2 separate regions of the Homo sapiens genome follow, and region 1 is linked to region 2. The links are chromatin contacts, found by Hi-C or POLR2A ChIA-PET in ENCODE. All regions are on one chromosome and are shown on one strand. Each heading gives the region's core, a stretch centred on a gene start or an enhancer-like site at or near the end of the contact. The rest is flanking DNA. Distances are from core to core; before and after follow the strand shown. Region 1 holds the start of ANKRD28 (ankyrin repeat domain 28). Region 2 overlaps ANKRD28 (ankyrin repeat domain 28).

Region 1 (6,694 bases), core at 3,499-5,998, 45 kb before region 2:
GATTGAGAATATTTGTGGTAACTGTTTCCATCTCTTTCTCTCTCCTCTGATTGTCCTTAGCTTATCCAGGAAAATATGAATTATTTTCCAGCAGATTTCTGATTATTGTTTCTAGTACAATATGTTACAGCTCAAGTTTCTAACTCATTTTATTTATTGAAGATTTAAGTAGCCACATTGTACTGGAGTATGGATGTTGGAAGAACAGGGCTCGAAGGATATATGTCCACTCATAGATAATTAAAGGAAGAGTAAGATTATCATTTAGAGTTAGGCTCAGCTCCAAGTACCAGAGATGCAAAATTACAGTTTCTTAAACAAGGCAGGACTTTTTATTTCTCTCTAACATAAAAGTCAGAAAGTAGACAGTCCAAGGCTTGTATGGCAGTTCTGTTTGGCAAAGTCCTCAAAGACCCAGCTCCCTTCTAGTGTAGTTTCACTACCCTAGACTATGGTCCTTGTTTGGTTTAAGATAGTGGCCAATCATCTTTGTTCCAGGAAGCAAGCTGAATATGCTAGTTGGTCTTTAAGAAAGTTTTCTGAAAGGCACACAACACCTACTTAAAATTTTGGTCAAACTTTTTCATGTGGCTCCTAGCTACAAGAGAGCTGAGAAATGTAGTCTTTATTGTGTGAGGCTCTGTACTTACCTAAAGCTGAAATGGAAGCCTGGAGGAATGGACACAAAATACAGATCTCTGCAGAAAACACATGTAATATTAGAATGTGCTAACAATCTGCAGTATACAGTACTATTAATATTGGAAGGGTTAACAATTTATTATTACGAATGTAACGTACCAGTGGGATCACACCACTTGAGATCGTCAAACGATATTGGTTAATGGCCATTTTGGCATTATGACTGCATAAAAAATAAGTGTCCTGGATCATAAATATATTACCTGCAGAGAGTTAAGTCTGATCTATTATGAGGATTTTGAGTTGTGTTTTGAATACCTAGTGACTTTCTTGCAGTGGCTCTAATAATCACATAGATAATTGCATGGATTCTGGCCTGTGTAGCCTAGAAAGCAGCTATTCCTTGATTTCTCCCCACTCACCCTCTACCTCATTTTCTTTTAACTCTGTTCATAAGACTTTTTTTTCCTAAAGTATATGGATAGATGAGGCGTAGCTCAAGAAGATTGGTGAGGATTCTTGATCTGTCAGAAATGTTTTCTATAACATTGTTTGAACCCACTTCCTTACCATCTTTCACCACAAGCTTTTTATTTTCAAATACTCAGAGACCAGCTTGTTACTTGCCACAGAGTAGCCACTTAATATACCCTGAGTATTCTATTCTATGATAATACGGAGTTCACAGATGTGTAAGACAAAAGGTGAGGTTTAGGTTGGATCTTGTTGCAGAAAGGAAAAATCGTTTGTGTCAAAAAAAGAAATTCAGGTGTAACAATTAGGAACCCAAAAATTATCTTCCAGTGACTTAATGTTTTTATAATCAGTAAAAAGGTTTAAGCCAGCTTTACCATTATGTGATTCCATTAATAGTAGGAGTAAGCTCTTAATAGGATACATTTTAGTATAAAGAATAGAAGGATTATAAAGCTGTCAGAGTTGAACTTGTTAGCTTATTAAAAACTTAATCTAATATGGCCTAAAAAATAAGTACCAAAGAAAATAACCACATCCCCTTGATATTTCTCTAAGTGGAAAAAAATGTTGAACTTACAGTTTGCACAATCTTTATCAGCAGTTTTTTATCAGAAGTACTTTCTCTGTTTCTAAGTTCTTAAATATTCACTTGTCTCCTTTTAAGATGTGAGTTCCTTGAGGGTAGGAGCCTGTCTTATTCAATAGAAGAAGACACAAAACAGTGCTGCTAATTTAAATAATTTAAAAACTGACATATTTCTCTTAGTATTTTTTATCTGCTTTTGATTTTATAATATACCATGGGCTAGTACTTTCTATCCTTTTTCCCAAAGGAATTTTACAGTCCCTAAACTGTAAAATCTAGTGAAGGTAGAAGAATGGAAGAACCTGTAGTCTTTCTTGCCTAAGTTTACTGCTCCCTCTCCCCAATTAACACTTAGTATGTGCTTGTCTAGTTACTAGAGTCTAAAATGAGCTTTTAGCAGACTCTCAAGAGATCACTGAAAAGTGTGGGGACTTGGCAACTGAATGGGATCTCCAGACATTAATCTGAATTACCTCACTTGTACTGGGTCAAGAGGAGGAGGAGTTTAATAGCCTTTGATCCACTCACTGGCTTCACAAGGGATATCATTCAGCTATCCCAAATATCCATAACAGTAAGGTTATCTTGTTTAGATTTCACAACACTATGAAGTAAATTCTGTTAATGTCATTTAATAGATGTTAAAATGAGCACAGAGAGGTTACTAAATAAGTGAGTAGCCCAGGATCCCAGAATTAGGTTAGTGGGAAGCCTGGATTAGAACTTCAGGCAATTTGACCACAAAATAGCCTACATTCTCAAGCACTGTACTGTTACTCTATTTCTCTTAGACAAAAATCTTTGCAGGTTATTTTTTTCTTATATAAGTGTCAAGAAATTTAGGCTTAGGGAATTTAAGTGGTTTGTCCAAGGACACAGCTAGGAAATGATGGAAGCAGAATTGAACTTCAGGTGGGCTGACTCCTGAGCCCTTAGTTTTAACCATCACCCCATACCTTTGTTTTATATCCTGTCAACTTCTGAAATTTTAATTGTTCACTTATTAGAGATATGAAACTCACTTTGTTGCACCTTAATGCCACCTATATTTTCTGGTTAAAATATATGTATACCAACACACCCCCACTATTCTTGTTTATAAATCTCCACCCTTCCAGAGTCTCGTGACGACAGAATTCATTTCAATGAAATTATTTATAGGTGGAAGAAAGTGGAAGGAGACAATATGTATGAACACAGTCCCTACCTTCAAGGAGTTTGTTTTCTGGTTGGGAAAGACCTAAGTGTGGAGGTTGACTTAGAACAAGAAACAGGATGTACCTGCTTAAGTCTAAGTAGGTGAACTTAGGTACTAGATACTTTGGAACAAGTTAAGATTGTTAAGATAAAAAGAGATTTTGCTTTGTGGGCTTGGGAACCCTGAAGATGAAATATAGGATATTGTTACTATAGTTGTTTCACTTTCAGATATTTCAAATATTAAGATTTTTTGATTCAGCTATGTGGAGATGGATAACATAATTGATGTATGTTCAATATTTACATACCTTTAATTTGGCATAAAAGTATTTTATATATTTTAAAATATAACTAATGAATTGTTAGCATGTTTTAATTGGTACAAATATGTTAGAGTTATTGCTTCTTCCATAGATTGATACATTTTATAGCTTTCAATGGTTCTTGTTTTAAATTCTGACATTCTTATATTTGTATCATGCTGGGATTTTTTGTTTTTTTTTTCCTTTTTATGGTTTTAAGACTTGCTTTGAAGTACCCATTTAAAAATAACTCGTTTTAGAATATAGCAATAAATAGTATATTCCTTTGTTACCTAAACTTTTCACAACCTTTATAGGTTACCTGTTTGTTAAGATCACTTTTATAAGCTAGTATTACAGGTTGCAAAGATCTGGAGATGAGTGGAGAGAAGAGAGTGTGTCTGTATGTGTGTGTACTCAGTGATAGCAGAATAGATTAGAAAGAGTATGTGTTTAAAATAACACACAACTTTATTAATTTATACAACTTTGGGTAAAATACATCATTTCTGAGTCTGTTTTTCCCTCTATAATGGGAATACAGCAAGGTTATTGTATTAAATGAGAATGTACAGCACATAGCATATCACAGATGTTCAAAAGTAACTATTATGTTTATTATTGTTTATTAATAAAAATGCTAGTTAATATGAAGAACACAGATTGAAGGGGGACCATGGTATTTTCTTTGTAAGTTTTCTCTTGAGAAATATCCCCCATGTTGGGTAAACAGAGAAAGAAGAAAAAAAACGATGAAATGATTGGCTTTGACATTTATTTATGGCTTTGGGAAATTTATAGGGAGGGAGATTATTTGTATTACCCTGTGCCCTTTTGACATAGGTAATTCAGGACGAAGGACATTTTTTTTTTCATGTACCTCTTTAACAGATTTTTAAGGCTTTATTCCCTATCCAAATGGGAAGGTAGGATTATTTTATTTCTTCAGTGAAAAATCAAATGATTTATATAATTTTAGAGTTAGGATTTCTACATTATGAAATTTTTGCTTTTCCCTTTAAAATATGAATCAATGATTGATTAAATTCACCAATTTAGAAATTGTTAGACAATCTTAAATTTCATTTGTTTAAGCTTTGCATTCTAGAAAATAAAATACACCTGGCAGATTAAAACTGATCTTGGTAAAAATATGAATAAAACAATTTCATGGTTTTTATAATCTAATAAAATATTTCTCCATCTTTAAACCTTTTTTATGAGTCCATTGCAGGCATATTCTTACTGCAACTGTCATTATAGGGTTAAACATTTGCTTTATTGTAACACACGAAAGCAGTTAAGCCGTTTGGAATTGTTTACTTGCTAAAACCACTGTTAGTCAGCAGAGGCAGTACACCAGATTTCCTTGTGGCTTTTAGTGGAAAATGTTAAAAGCGCACTCATTTTTCAGTTATAGAATTTTTTAGTTTGATTTGGATTAGTCACAGAACTGGCATGAACCTTCTAATTGTGAAGGCTGTCCAAATGCACTATTTTTTTCTCCTGCTAGAGGAAGTTACATCCCGAGAAGTAGCTCAGATCTCTGGTAAGTGTAACATGTGAGCATTACTAGGCATTTCATCCTGTGGGTCTGCAGTCTTTGCTCTTCAGACTGTTGCTCCGTTGGAATGCTTCTGTGGGACTGATACTGAGGTTCTATAGATATTTTTTAAGGACCTACTCATTTGGGGATGTCAGTGGTGTTTTGCAAGATCATCTGAGGAACAGGAAAGCATTTGAAATCTGAAAAGGATAACTGTGGCGGTTTTCACAGTGGAAGGAAACTATATTGGCAAAGAGGCAGATGACTGAATAAAGTAGTTGGCTCAAAGAAGATGCACAGTCTGCTATTTTTTTCTCTGAATGAAGACTGTTTAATGGAAGCTGTATTCATGTGGAGATCAAAGGAAACACTGGAATGATACACTACTATGTTTTTCCCCCCCCTTTTTTTTTTTAAAGAAAACAAAAAGCCTGAAGCAGTAATTTGAGCTCAAATGCCTTCTAATTCCTTCACAGCCTGCTTGTTCTACTAGGATTCTCCACTAACACCATTTCTGCCTGGTGCCTGTGCCCTTTTGCTGGAGCAGCCACAGACAACTGCCTGATGGAGAAAGAATGAACGCTCTGCCTTGCTTATGCTATCGATGGGAATAAAGCTAACTGTGTTTCTTCTATTATATGGGAAACCTGGATTAATCAAGCTGTATTCTAGTACCAAGAGTCGTATTGTCTCTTGTGGTCTGACTCATCACATGTAAACGTACTGCAGCTTTGCTATTAATGCAGAGTGGTTTTTTTTTTTTTGTTTTTGTTTTTTGCCCCTTTCCCAAACACTGAAAGAATTGTTAACCTCTGAGCTTCATTTTCAGGATTTGTGCTGAGCTCTAGATCTTTTTTCTGTGAATAGTATCTGCATTAAACCAGTGATGAAGAAATGAAGACAAATTAGAAGTGGAAACAGAATAGTGAGATTTTATTTTTTATTTTCAATTATAAGCAAAACAGCTACTGGTAACTATATGACCTTGCAGGCAAGAGTGGGTATCGCTGTGATCATCTCTGTCACAGCAGTTGTTTCTCATTTCATTCTATATTGTGTGGTGTTGTGTCACCAAAAACAATGATTGTTTTGTGCAAGTAAATTTCAGAGATAGAGCAATAAGACTATTTTGGTAGAGGAAAAATATTTTTAAATGAGCTTGGACTCAGTTTTAGTTATTGACATGTTGGTGTGAAATTTCTTCTTAAGTATTGCAGTAATCCAACAGAAATAATAGAATTTCGTTATATTTAGGAAGTTACAAATTATGTAGTCATAATTTTAAACTTGTTTTTCCAGTAGTACTTATTAACTTTAAAAAAAAAAAAAACCCAGCTGTGCTGTTCAGAGAATGTTTGTAAGTGTTGTACAGAAGAGGAGGAAAAACTACTTGTGCTCTTCCAACTGTGACTTTTATCACATAGCTTGGAATTTAGTGTTTTAAAAGATCGAATGAGTCGAGTGTGTATTGTTGTTTTGGAGGAGGTAGAAGATGAATCTCCTGCATTCATTTCTAAATTGCCACAGGAAAATAAATCCCTACATTCTCCACCTTCTGGAAATGTATTGGTAAGATATGTAAGTTTATATGTTTACTATATTCTACTGAACTAGTAGTATAAATCTTGTTTTTTAAGAATAGATGTAAATTTCCAATAGTTTCTTTACAAACCCAAATTAAAGCAATACGTGTGTAGATATGATGCAGTATTTTTGTATAAAATGCACATTTTTCGTTTTTACTTTTTTGAATGCTGAGATAACATTTCAGTCTTTACTATGTCTTAATCTCTTTAAAAGACTGTTTAAAAATAATTTGAGAATTAGTAGTTATGGCAACCACGTTTCTGTTTTCATTTTGTGGTTTCAGAAACTGATGTAACAAGAATCAGGAACTCTGCATATTTTAGGAAAGGTTGACTACCCCCAGCAACACTAAGG
Region 2 (6,936 bases), core at 971-3,470:
GTCTTTTCCATTTCTAGAATGAATTTGTCGTTTAAAGTATATATGAATATATAGATAACTTTGGAGTATTCTGTGTGGAACAGAACTCTATTTAGCTTTAGACAGCCCACTGACATGAGCTCTGGGAATCTGAACCATCTGAAATGTGCTGCTATGTTTGTTGCTTTTACACTCTTTTTCATTTTACAGGAACACAGCCAACTGCTGCTCTTGTAGTGTACATTACTGTGTCATATTTATCTGTTTATATTGTAAATCACATGTTAACTAATGTTGGTGGGGGAATATTGTTTCATTGTTGCCCTCAGATATAGCCCTGATTTCTCATATAGTTGACCTTTATTTTCCAAGGAATTAAAAACATTTGATTAGGCTCTTAGAAGAAATGCATGATTTTTTTTATTTTTTATTATTTTTTTTCTTTTTGAGACGGAGTTTTGCTCTTGTTGCCCAGGCTGGAGTGCAATGGCACGGTCTAGGCTCACTGCAACCTCCACCTCCCAGGTTCAAGTGATTGTCCTGCCTCAGCCTCCCGAGTAGCTTGGAAGCTTGGATTGCAGGCGCCCACCGCTGTGCCTAGCTAATTTTTTTTTGTAATTTTAGTAGGGCCTGGGTTTCACCATGTTGGCCAGACTGGTCTTGAACTCCTGACCTCAGGTGATTTGCCCGCCTTGGTCTCCCAAAGTACTGGGATTACAGGCGTGAGCCACTGCACCCGGCCGATATATACATATTTAAAGGTATAATATAAAGTTGCATTACTACCCTAGTACCTCCATATGCCCAGTTTTCAATGTGCCTCCCACCACCAACACAAACGTATAAGCACCCCCTCTCATTAATATCTTAGCATTCCTGTAGGGTTTCTTTATGCATATTAAGCAAATACAGTAGTACCCCCTTTTGAAGAGGTATGTTCCAAGACCCCCAAGTAGATGCCTGAAACCTCAGATAGTACTGAACCCTATATACTATGCACAAGTTTCTTTTTCCCTCTTCAGAATTTCAGGTAGAAGATTTGTTCTTACTGTAGATCTTAGCAACCTCAGCATGATTTTTTTTTTATTGAGAACTTACATCTTTTCACTTAAAGGAAGCATTTTACTGCTTCTTTTGGCATACTCAAATTTCCAGCATCACTACTCTTGCACCTTGGGGCCATTATTAAGTAACGTAAGGGTTACTTGAACACAAGCATTATGATACCATGATAGTCAATCTGATAATCAAGAGGGTCCCATAAGGAAAGGGTGAATGGCATATGCAAGATACGATGGACAAAGGGATGATTCACATCCTGGGTGGATGGAGCAGGATGGTGCCATATTTCATCATGTTACTCAGAACAGTGAGCAATTTAAAATTTATGAATTATTTATTTCTGGAATTTTCCCTTTAATATTTTCAGACCATGGTTGACTGGGTAACAAGCTGTGAAAAGTGAAACAAGGGGGGACCATTGTGTGATAAGATAAAAATAATTATCTCTTCCTTTTTCTACATAAAAGTAAAGCGTACTAGTCATACAATTACTGCTTTTTTACTTTTTGTTTTCAGATCTTTATTAACACAGAGTCTCCTCAGTTTTTTGTGCCAGCCACCTTCTGTTTTTTGAGACAGAGTCTCACTATCTTGCCCAGGCTGGAGTGTGTGGTGCAATCTCGGCTCACTGCAACCTCTTCCTCCCGGGTTCAAGTGATTCCTGCCTCAGCCTCTGAGTAATTAGACTTACAGGTGCACGCGGGCCACCACATCTGGCTAATTTTTGTATTTTTAGTAGAGGCAGGGTTTCACCATGTTGGCCAGGCTGGTCTTGAACTCCTGTCTTCAAGCAATCTGCCCACCTCAGCCTCCCAAAAGTGCTAGGATTACAGTCATGAGCCCCTGTGCCCTTCTATTCTCCTGCTAATTAATACTTTGAATCAGACTTCTCAGCATCCCTCATGAGACCTCATTTCTTATTTACCTTTGTTGATTCAGGATACTGTCTGTACTAGGTGTCTGTGTTGATACCCTTTGGGCCTTACTGCCAGAGCTTTCCGTTCTACTGTGTATAGATATGCATGTGCACATAAATATAAACCTGTAGAAAGAGGCACAGGGCTTAAAGAGAACCATTGAAGTCCTAAGCAGATAAGTGGGAAAACGAAAGACGCTAGCTTCTGTGTCACTCCTTCACTATCTGTAGGGTTCCAGCTTCCAGCTGGCAAACATTTCAAATGTGTGTACTTTGTACATTCCGTCTTCTACCCAAAACAAACGTTGGCATTACTGTGATTAGGCAGTTTGTGTTTTAACCATCTAGGGTTCCACAGTGCCTGGCAGATAGTTGCCCAAATATTTATTACATGGGTATGTCATGCTCTCTGACTGGTTCTTTATTTGCTGTCTTCCTTTCCTTCTTCCATAGCCTAACTGTGAGCATTGTTCAAAGCTCTCTAATTAGCTCTTGATTCTTTGTGTCCTCACTGCCACTGCCCACAGAGAACTCAGCTACTCTCAGCATCTCAACTACTACATTTGTGGATGTTTCTTACACCTCCATTTCATTTATTTTCTCTCATTTTTCAAGGCTTTAAAGTCTACCTCTAACATATTTGCTATTATGTACTAGGCACATTTATTATATGTTAATCTTTGTGAAGAAACTTGGGTTCAGAGGGATCACACAACTACTTAGGGACCCAGAGCTACTAATTGAAGGCATTACTTGAAGTCACTGCACTTGATTATTCCCTGACTCCTCACACTCAAAACCTAGAAATAATGTAAGCGTTAGGAAGTATGAAGCTTTGTTTCTGTTATAGTTGACCCCAACGTTAGGTTATTTTGTATACCTGTATTTCATCATTTAGAAAATGAGTGATTTAGGATTTGGGATATAAATCTAGGATTGCTTATAGGATAGGATCTGTCAGCCAGTTCTATACTTCCAAGAACCAGGGCTGTTTCTTCTCTACTTAGATATATTAATAGAATTATCCTACCATGCATGTGCTGCTTTTATTTGATTTGGATTTAATATGGGAGATAAATTATTCCCTCCTCGAATAATGTAAATTTTTTTGTCTTAATGTGTTTGCATTCTATTAAGGTTAATTTTTGTCCATTGACTTAATGATTTTTAAACAACTGTACAAAATTGATTTGTTTAAAAAAATTTCTTTCTTAAGCTTTAGGTATAACCTAGAAAGACATGAGTTGGTTCATTTCTTTCTCAATTATTTTTCTAAATCTGTAACCATTGTTTCTATCTTATACAATGTGTTTTAAATCATGGCTGGAGAACTATTTTGATGTTATCATATTACCTTATGGCGTGATATATTCATTAGTAAAGAAATGTAATGAAGACTTTAAAATAGTCTGCATTTTATCTCCAAGTATATTCTTATATTCATTTATTTGATTTTTTTAACACACATTCTAAAATGGGGTCTGATTTCTACCTTGGATATGCTCTGTATAAAGGTGGCTTTTCTAACCTATATATAAAATGATGTTTATTTTGTTTTAAATTAAAAAACTAAGACTTTATTGGACAATTATATCAATTTAAAAGGCTAATTTTGTTTTATATTCTAAGGGTAATTTTATCAGCAGAAAGTGTAAAAAATAAGTTTTTTTTCAATTGTCATTTATCCAATTTGGATTATATATAACTACTATTTCAGGAGATTTATTAAAAATATTTTATGTACAATATTTCAATTTATTTTTTTCTTCTTGTTGCAGGAGCTAGAGTTAATGCCAAAGACAGCAAATGGTTGACACCTTTACACAGAGCAGTTGCATCTTGTAGTGAGGTATGAAATTTCTCTTAGTAAATATGTTTTATATGAAAACATTAAATAGGCGTACCCCTGAATCCATATTCAAATTCTATGTTTTCAAAAGAAGGAAAAGCTACTGAGATACCTTGACTGGTCATTTTACTTTAGAATTTGTACAAACCAAGTTAATTGTTTCATTTCTTCTTTTGTTTATAAGGCCTCTTGCAGTCTGAAGTAGCAGAGAATAGAAAACCCTATCTCTGTCCCTTCTACAAGAGAAATCATTTTTCTGTCCTATATATTCTTCCTCAGGGCTTTTCTCTACCTATTTACAATAGTCTCTTACAAAGGTTTCACTGATTGTGATCAAGAAAGAATCTCATCAGTGTATAATAATTAATTGAAATGTTACTTAGCTAAATACTGAAATTAGCTTCAAAACCATTACTTGATTGCACATTTTACTGGTTATAAATATATAACTTTAAAATGTTTGAGAGGGATTACAAGGAAGAATAGTTCCTTCTTGTGTACAGCCTTGTATATTGTTTGCTTGTTGAGATAACTGACATTTTTAGAAAATGTTCATTATTTGCACAGTATTTTTATATTTCTCATATCTTTCAGTCCTGAGGACATCTTTGTAGGATAGACGTCTTGAGGAAACTATATAGTTAATGATTCATGAAAAACTACTCAGCTGTTAAATGATAGAGATGAGACAAAAACCTGAATCATCTTTTTTTTTTTTCTGTTATTTTACTTTATAATGTGTATTCGGTGCTTTTCTAAAATGCATTGTGTCCAAAGTACCCATTTTACCTACTTTACAGTAGTTGTAACTTGTTGCAAAGCTTAAAAAATAATTTAAAATACAAAAGTATGTGATAGTATAAGTTTATGTTCATCTAGTATTTCTTTAGTTATTCAAATTGTGAGGTTAAGAAAGGAACTCCTAAGTGTAGCTACTGCTTCTTCTGTCCATCATGGGACTATGTAGTTTGGGAGAAGGAAAGGGAACTCTAACTAGTGCCTCATGAGAAACTATGGAGCTTCTGTCTCTTTGTCCTTTGTATTCCTCATTGTGAACTACATCTTGAACCCAGAGCAATAGCTGGGCAAGTGAAGAGTCATAAAGGTGAAATGTGACTGAGAAGGATTACAAACCCTGTAATTAACAGAGGCAATCTATTAGCTGTAGCCTCCTAGTTAGGAGAAGGATGGGGACAGTGGGTGCAGTTGAACACACAACCTAACTCTGAACTGGGTCCTTGATGTGCTATAGCTTATGAACTTATGGAACTTAGATTTGGAGACACTGGCTTCAATTATTACGTGCAACTTTTCAGCTGTGCGATGTTGGACAAGTCTAGGAATTATAAAAACTAAGACATACTAGCCAAAATACTTTGAATTCTGAAATTCCATTGTAATGTTATTAATTTTGTGGTTAGCTCTCCATAAAGATGTTTATTTAAATAAAAACAGTTAAGATAAACATTACTGTTATTGGAACATATTAATGTTAGCCATACCTACGCATTTTGTTTTAAGATTCTTGGGATTATGGCTATTAAAATAATGGATTTTTACCAGATTAAGTCATAAGAAGGTACAATTTATATATTTGCAGAAGTTGTAAAACAGACCAAAAATTACTAAAGAAAAATTAACATTAAAGGAAGACAGCAAATTCTGCCAGAGACTTAATTCCTAATTTTTAAAAACTATGTGCTCAGCCTGAATTTAAGGGCAAGTTGTAGGTTAGAAAGCAAATAATCCTAGTAAGTTTCTTAATTCTACTCTTCAGTCTAAAAATTACAAGGCAGATGACTAAACAGAAACACAACCAAGAACCCTCAGAGTCCGCTTCACTCCCCTGCTACCTCCACTGGAGCAGGTGCTAGTATCCACAGCTGAAGGACCTGAAGACAGATCACATCACAGGACTCTTTACAGACATTCCCCAGTACCATCCCGGAGCCTAGTAGCTCCACTGGGTTACTAGACCCAGAAGAGCAAAAACAATCACTACAGTTTGGCTCTCAGGAATACCCATTCCTAGGGGAAGTGGGAGAACACCACATCAAGGGAACACCCAGTGGGACAAAATAATTTAAACAGTAGTCCTTGAATCCCAGATCTTCCCTCTGACATAGCCTACCCAAATGAGAAAGAACCAGAAAAACAATTCTGGTAATATGACAAAACAAGGTTATTTAACACCCCCAAAATATACCAGCTCACCAGCAATGGATGCAAACCAAGATGAAGTCTATGAATTGCCAGGAAAAGAAGTCAGAAGATTGATTATTAAGCTAATTAAGGAGACACCAGAGAAAAGTGAAGTCCAACTTAAATTAAAAACATAGGCCGGGCGCGGTGGCTCACGCCTGTAATCCCAGCACTTTGGGAGGCCGAGGCGGGTGGATCATGAGGTCAGGAGATCGAGACCATCCTGGCTAACAAGGTGAAACCCCGTCTCTACTAAAAAAATACAAAAAATTAGCCGGGCGCGGTGGCGGGCGCCTGTAGTCCCAGCTACTCGGGAGGCTGAGGCAGGAGAATGGCGTGAACCCGGGAAGCGGAGCTTGCAGTGAGCCGAGATTGCGCCACTGCAGTCCGCAGTCCGGCCTGGGCGACAGAGCGAGACTCCGTCTCAAAAAAAAAAAAAAAAAAAACAAAAACATAATATAGAATATGAAAGGAAAATTCTTTAGTGAAATAGGTAAAAACAGTCACAACTTCTAGAAATCAAGGTCACACTTAGAGACATGCAAAATGCACTGGAAAGTCTCAGCAATACAATCAAACAAACAGAAGAACTTTAGCGCTTGAAGACAAGGCTTTTGAATTAACCCAATCCATCAAAGACAAAGAAAAAAAATTTTTTTTTAAATGAACGAAGTCTCCAAGAAGTTTGGGACTATGTTAATTTTCCAAAGCTGAGAATAGTTGGTGTTCCTGAGGAAGAAGAGAACTCTAAAAGTTTGGAAACTATATTTGAGAGAATAATTGAGGGAAACTTTCCCAGCCTTGCAAGAGATCTGGACATCCAAATACAAGAAGCTCAAAGAACACCTGGCAAATTCATCACAGAAAGATTATCACCTAGGTACATAGTCATCAAGTTATCTAAAGTCAAGATGCAGGAAAGAATCTT

Evidence for each region. A loop is a pair of places that touch in the nucleus more often than their neighbours do. ChIA-PET counts read pairs that join two places held with the same protein, here RNA polymerase II (POLR2A). Pooled maps may share reads with other maps.
Region 1: a loop to region 2 is called in a map of MCF 10A, with 10 times the contacts of the local background. The contact joins the promoter of ANKRD28 here to the enhancer-like site in region 2. A Hi-C loop is called at or near these places in 14 of 168 maps with a recorded cell type or tissue (CD4-positive, alpha-beta T cell, Calu3, GM12878 and 11 more), 35 of 37 single-sample maps with no recorded cell type and 24 of 50 pooled maps. POLR2A ChIA-PET finds 5 or more read pairs at or near these places in 17 of 52 experiments (A549, AG04449, AG04450 and 14 more).

The regions. Positions count from the first base shown.
Region 1 is chr3:15,796,033-15,802,726 of GRCh38, reverse strand. It overlaps ANKRD28 (ankyrin repeat domain 28), which reads left to right and starts at 4,748. Exons shown (of 28, transcript NM_001349278.2): 1 at 4,748-6,322. The coding sequence starts at 6,206. RefSeq lists a silencer at 418-517.
Region 2 is chr3:15,748,620-15,755,555 of GRCh38, reverse strand. ANKRD28 (ankyrin repeat domain 28) reads left to right here. Exons shown (of 28, transcript NM_001349278.2): 4 at 3,736-3,806. The region is part of intron 1 of LOC101927647 (a long non-coding RNA gene); the gene reads right to left. Among named protein-coding and RNA genes, the nearest start is that of ANKRD28, 46 kb to the left of the region's middle. Within about 2 kb of position 2,220, at least 4 of the 41 ENCODE cell types and tissues checked have a DNase peak (open chromatin) inside an H3K27ac peak, as active enhancers do.